Regions from separate parts of the Mus musculus genome. Here region 1 is linked to region 2. A link is a contact called in ENCODE Hi-C or POLR2A ChIA-PET data. All regions are on one chromosome and are shown on one strand. The core of a region is the stretch at or near the end of the contact, and the rest is flanking DNA. Distances in the headings are between cores, read along the strand shown. Region 1 overlaps Pacsin2 (protein kinase C and casein kinase substrate in neurons 2). Region 2 overlaps Pacsin2 (protein kinase C and casein kinase substrate in neurons 2).

Region 1 (2,762 bases), core at 28-2,527, 34 kb before region 2:
CTCGGAGGAGCCCACATGTCGGGAGCCCTTGGGCTGTGTGTTTGCCTATTAAAGCCTGAAGGACTGGTTGGCTTGCTATTCTTGCACTCCTCTTCTTAAAAGAGTGGTTCCTAGGCCATCCCAGTCTTCATTGTCAGCAGTGGAGAAGAGAAGGGTCAGAGGATTGAAAGTACAGCTCTTCAGTGGCTCTTGGTAGCCCTCACAATAAAGCCCAGCCTTGTAGAATGGCCTCTGCCTACCTAATGTCTCTGCACATTCCTGCGTTTCTTCCTCCAAGATTCCCCTGCCCCCCACCTTCAGTCTTTGTCCTCACTTCGCCTTCCTCTCCAGGACTGCCTGCCATTCTAGTTAGTGTACTGCTCCTCATTTCCCAGAGGATTTGCTGAGGATGCTCTGTCTTTTTAAAATGGAGCCCAGGCGTTAGCTTTGCAGTGGTATAAGCGGATGGTTATGGAATCTACAAAGGGGCCTGGTGAGGACCTGCGGCTTGGGGATCATTTCTCTGTGTGCGGAGGGGCTGTCTAGGTTGCACTGGGCTTACTGCTTTTTTTTTTTTTTTTTTTTAAGATGAGAATTATACTGACTGTCCTTTCTCTTTCTTTCTTCCTCCCACTTCCCTCTCCCCTTCTCTCTTCTTTCCTATTACTGAGGTGGGGTCCCACTGTGTTATAGAATCTGGGATGTGGGATGGCATTAGAACTATGTAGACTAGGCTGGTCTCACACTTGGGACGGTTCTCTGGCTTCTGCCTCTGGCATACCGGAATTACAGGGATGAGCCACTCACCCAGCTCCTTGGTTGTCTATTTTTAGATCATGGATGTTTAAGCTTATATATGTTCTTCCCCTCCACCCCCCCCCCCGGATAAAAAATTCGTATCTCTAACACAAACGTATATTTTATTTTTGTGTGAGTGCAGAAATGCACGTGCCCCAGTTTGTCTGTGGCAGTTAGACAACTCTTGGGGGTTGGTTCTCTCCTGCTACCTTGTGGGATGTGGGAATTGAACTCCTGTAGTTAGCGATTCGATTCCTATAGTAGTACCTCCAAATGTGTCTGCTGTGGGAGTTTGGACAGTAAGTTCAAAGACTCATTTGAGTTCTTGCAGTGTTTCTTTGGAATGCAGGGGTTGGGCCACTGTTGATTAGAATGGCTCAAGGCTGGTGTCTCTGAAGTCAGTGCTTCCGCTCCGAGTGGCTTAGGAACATTGCTGCCTTCGCTGGTCTGTAGGCCTGCAGCTGCCTGGCTTAGCTCTTGTTCGGCTGTAGTTCAGGGAGGGTGCGGGGAGGATTCCTGGCTTGCATACCTGAGGCACATTCCTACAGGCTCTTGGGGTTCTGACCTTTGAACCAGATTGTTTCAGTCACTGTGTAGTATCTTCTTTTAGTTAACTAGGAACAGGATTGAGCAATCTCATTTGATTGCCTGGTGTTTCACGGAGCTAAGGGATGTAGGGATGTAGAAGAGGAAAGGGGACACAGGCGGGGTAGAGGGGCATAAAAGGTTGGGGTACATGAACATGAGTTCAGGTTTATCTCATTGTCAACTTCTGTTTCCAGTCCAGCTTACCAGTTCAGTCTGAGTGTGCCTCTTCAGCAAGTGCCCTGTGCGTGAGAGCTTTCTGGGGCATTTGGCAGTGGTAGACAGGGAAAGGTGCTTGGGAGGACCTCCATCGGGTTGTCCTCTGTCTCTATACATGTAGCTCCCAAAGAAATAGACAGTCAGACAAACAAATACATGTAAAGAAGAAAAGAGAGACATTCCAGTGCCCTCTATTCTCCCTAGCACACCCAAGTTTTTTGCTCTCTTCCATGTTCTTTGGAAGTGGGTATTTAAAATACAATTCTTAGAGGCCTTATGGTGTGACTACTGGTCTGAACACGATGGTGTGGGTCAGTGGGGTAGTGGTTGTTGGAAGGAAAGTGGGCTATTTTGAGTTATTTGTAATGAAGTCCTGGAGGGAAAAGCCAGCTGCTGTGTTGAGGGGTGTTGTCTAGATACCTGAGGCAGAGCTCTTCCTATGGGACCCTGAGCAGCCTGGATGTATGTATGTAGCCGTGCATATTTAGGCTCCAATTCTTACTGCAATTCTATATGGTCAGGGTTGTGATTGTACATAGAGGGCCAGAGAGGTTGTCAGTGCCTGCCCGGGGCCTGGAGACACAGCTCAGCAGTTAAGATCCTTGACGCTCTTCCAGAGCACCCACGCTTGGTTCCCAGCACCCACAGCAGACAGCTTCTCTGGAAGATCCAGTCCTTCCTTTGGCCTCTAGAGACACCTGCACACACAAGGCAGAGAAACACACATGAATACATAAATAAAAAGAAATCTTTCAACTTACATGTCTAGTAAGTGACTGAGTCAAGATTTGAACTTGGATTACTCTCAGTATGCAGAGTCAGAATCCCATCTCTCTCCAGAGTTGTGAACTAAGCATTGGGTGTGGCAGCCTTGTGGGCCATAAAGGAGAGATTCTTTTAGTCAGGGCTTTCATGGAGCAACTTTAGTATCTGAATGTATATAGAGCTGCACACTTATTTATAAAACTCACAGAAGCGGTCTGTGTCTTAGTTGTCTGGGCTATGGGAATCTGGAGATTTCTAAGCAGAAGAATGGGGTGGTATCTGACTTGAGCCTCAGGAAGGTTTTCCTAGGATGTATAGGCGAGAATAGAGATGGAATGCAGAGACAAATGCCTATGTTCTGCCTTCTGCCTCTTCTTAGGGTCTTTGCACATGTGCTTCTCAGCTCCTAGAATGTT
Region 2 (3,072 bases), core at 544-3,043:
CTCTAGGCAACTTAGTTTTCAGGCAGTATTTTCCAAGGCAACTACATCTTCAGAGAAATTCTTAGAAGAATTAAAAACTATACTCCTCCTCTAAACTCTCATTGTTTAGACTGGCAAGTGCTCTGGCAGGTGGGGGACCAAGTGTTGGGTCTCAGGCCGCTCCACTTTAGCAGCAGCCTCTAGAATCCAGCATCTTTTGATGGTCAGTTTCCCCGCTCATTGTTGAGGGCTCCACACCGCGTTCCAGAGAGAGAAGTCACTTTATTTGCTGATCTCTATCACTTCCTTTAAGGAATGTTCCCTTTTCCAGATGAAGTCATTGGAAGCAAAATAGGTTGTGCCAGGTAGCTGAGTTGAAACACATGTTTCTTCTTAACCAATGGTGTGAGGCCATGTGTTAGCTCAGGCCTGAACCAGGTGGTTTGTGTGCTCAAGAGATGCAGGACCCCTGTCCTTCTTCCTAAGGGACTGAGTGGACACACACTGAAGCTGGCAGCAGAGGGCCTCAGCTGGGCTGGAGGGTGCCTGTGTGGTTGGAGGGAGCAGAGCCTGAGCTTTTCATTGTTGTTGAGCCGCTGAACCCACTTGTGATGAATATGGTAGTGCTGGGCTCTCTTTCAGCCTTTAGAAGGACTTGAAGAAAAGAACATAGAATAAAATGGGAAGGGGACAGGTGTATTGATAAAGTAATTTTAGCCACTGGAGTTAAAACCTCTTCAAATAGTTTCCTTCTGTGGATCTCATCTCCCTGATTCAAAGTCACTCAGACTTCAGCCCCCCCCCCTAAAATGTCTGACAAGTTTTAGCAGAGTGAGGTATCCAAAGAAACGTGGATGCTACAGAGAAGGCCGTGAAGAAAAGAGGGCAGTGATACAGACCCACGCCCTCGGAGTTCCCATTTGTGGTGTGGTGGTGTAGCCTTTAATCCTAACACTCAGGAAGCAGAGGTAGATGGAACTCTGTGAGTTTGAGGCTAACCTAATCTACAGAGTTTCAGGAGAGCTAGGGCTATGTAGAGAGACCCTGTTGATAGGCAGGCAGGCAGACAGACAGACAAAATACAAAAAGGTGTTAGACATTGAAAGTGGTTTTGAGTGGGAGTTTGAGGCTAGGATACTGCCTGCCTCACCCAGGTCTGTAGTGCAGGAAGGGCATGGCAGACAGGAGGCGTGAACTGGCTGTACCTACAGTGCAGTGGCAGTAGAGTACCCACTTGGTCAGAGCTGTGTGCTCTGGGGGTGGGGTGGGAGGGCGAGGCTTGGGGACTGACAGTTTGGTGGGAAGCGAGCAGAGCTGGAGCTGTGGAGGCCATGGAGGGGCATGCATGGTCACTGGGCTGATTTCTCTCGAAGCTGGGAGGCTTGTCCTGGGATGTGGCCATGTGGGACCACCCTTCATCCCAACATGGCATCATTCAGGAAACAAAATGTCTTTGCCGGTTTGGTATTTCTTTCAAAAGCATTCTGTGTGGTTGGATGACATTTCAAATAGCTCAGGAGGCTGTTAACAGTAGAGTCTCCCCATGCCAGGGGCACATGTGACTGAGTGAGGACTGTGTAGCCATGAGCTTTGAGAGGTCACAGTTGCTGCCGTCCAGCAGGACACGTATGATGCTGCCCCGCAGCTGCCTGTGTTCCATCTCTGCACAGCCCTTGTCCTGGCTGCCTGGTGCCCCATGCTTCAAGTGTATTTCCTCTTCTCCTTTTAAGTCTCTTCTCATCTTTCTTTCCTTTCTCAGACAGGAGTTTACTGTTGGGAAAGCTGACCTTGTCGGTTCTACTTCCTCAGCCTCCCTGGTGCCAGACTCACGCCTCTGAGTCACTTCTCCCCGCTACAGTATCAGCATTTGATGGACACCAAAGTAGCTCTGAGTTTTCAGGGTTGTTTTTTTTTTTTCTGAACAGTCCCACAGTGAACTCTTAGCTCTCCTGGCTGAGCTTATCCATAGGGTAAACTTGCAGCTGAAACAGGTCCCAGGATAGATGGTAACTTCTCACATTGAGGTTGGATAATGTGCAGAGCTAAGGACAGATACAAAATATACAAGCTTGGGCTTTGTTTTTTTTTTTTTTAAGATTTACTTTTAATTATGTGAGTGTATGTGTGAGTGAAAGGGGACATGTGTATGAGGCACAGGTGCCCAAAGAGGCCAGACACATCGGATTCCCCTGGAGCTAGGTGTTCAGATGGTTGTGAGCTGTCTGACGTGGATCCTGGGAACCAAACTGGCATCACCTGCAAGAGCAGTAAATGCTCTTAAGTGCCCCATGCTTGGTTTTAAATAGCATGTCTTACTGCGTGGTTTTAGTTCTGAAAAGCTAAGTGCAGAGGTCCAGTCCAAGTTACTGTGCATCCTGTAGGTGAGATCCCATTGGTCCCTCTGCAGCTTTTGGTGCTGACCTCCCTGAGCCTAGTACATAGCAGGCCCGTCACTCTCCTGTCCCTTTACTGAGAGGTACCTGTCCCTACTTCCCGTCTTTTGGAGTCTTCTGAGGACATACTTGATCTCACCAAGTCCCTGTCCCTCACACTTCTTTCCCTAGCACCTATATTTCCTCTGTCCTAGAATTTAGCACACTGTGTGGCTCTGTCACTTAGCTGCATGGCAGGGTATCCTAGGGAGAATATCAACTCCAGGAGGACAGAGACTGTTAGCAGTTTAGGACAGTTGCTAGTATGTGGGAGATGTTTGTGGAATGAATGACTAACTGTGTACACTTATTTAAAGACTGCTGGCTGCCCACCTCACCCTGGGGCTGCACAGTGACTCGGAAGAGGCAGACATTTCCTAGGGACTGAAGAATATTCTGTGCAGGTAATGAGTAAGAAAGAAGCTTGTGTACCCATGGGACAGAAAGTGGCCTGGGAAGGCCGTGTGTGTACCACTGCTGCCCTCTGCGGCTAGTGCTTGGCAGGGATTTCAGAGGAGAGCTTCCTCTCATCTTTCAGGGAAGACAGGCAAGCACAGTTCTCGGACCCCCGTGCTTTCTGCAGTAGCCTGTAGGCCTCAGGAAGGCCTCTTGGTTTTTCCTCTGGAATGAACTAAAGGGATTAAAGTGAAGCTAGACGTCT

Evidence for each region. Hi-C counts contacts between places; a loop is a spot of excess contacts on that map. ChIA-PET counts read pairs that join two places held with the same protein, here RNA polymerase II (POLR2A).
Region 1: a loop to region 2 is called in a map of left cerebral cortex, with 1.9 times the contacts of the local background. The contact joins two enhancer-like sites. A Hi-C loop is called at or near these places in 4 of 37 maps with a recorded cell type or tissue (heart and left cerebral cortex). POLR2A ChIA-PET finds 5 or more read pairs at or near these places in 2 of 5 experiments (Patski and embryonic stem cell).

What each region holds. Positions count from the first base shown.
Region 1 is chr15:83,443,131-83,445,892 of GRCm38, reverse strand. The region is part of intron 1 of Pacsin2 (protein kinase C and casein kinase substrate in neurons 2); the gene reads left to right. Among named protein-coding and RNA genes, the nearest start is that of Pacsin2, 20 kb to the left of the region's middle. Within about 2 kb of position 1,277, at least 1 of the 3 ENCODE cell types and tissues checked has a DNase peak (open chromatin) inside an H3K27ac peak, as active enhancers do; it is heart, where a contact is called at or near this core.
Region 2 is chr15:83,409,057-83,412,128 of GRCm38, reverse strand. The region is part of intron 1 of Pacsin2 (protein kinase C and casein kinase substrate in neurons 2); the gene reads left to right. Among named protein-coding and RNA genes, the nearest start is that of Gm41368, 25 kb to the right of the region's middle. Within about 2 kb of position 1,793, at least 1 of the 3 ENCODE cell types and tissues checked has a DNase peak (open chromatin) inside an H3K27ac peak, as active enhancers do; it is heart, where a contact is called at or near this core.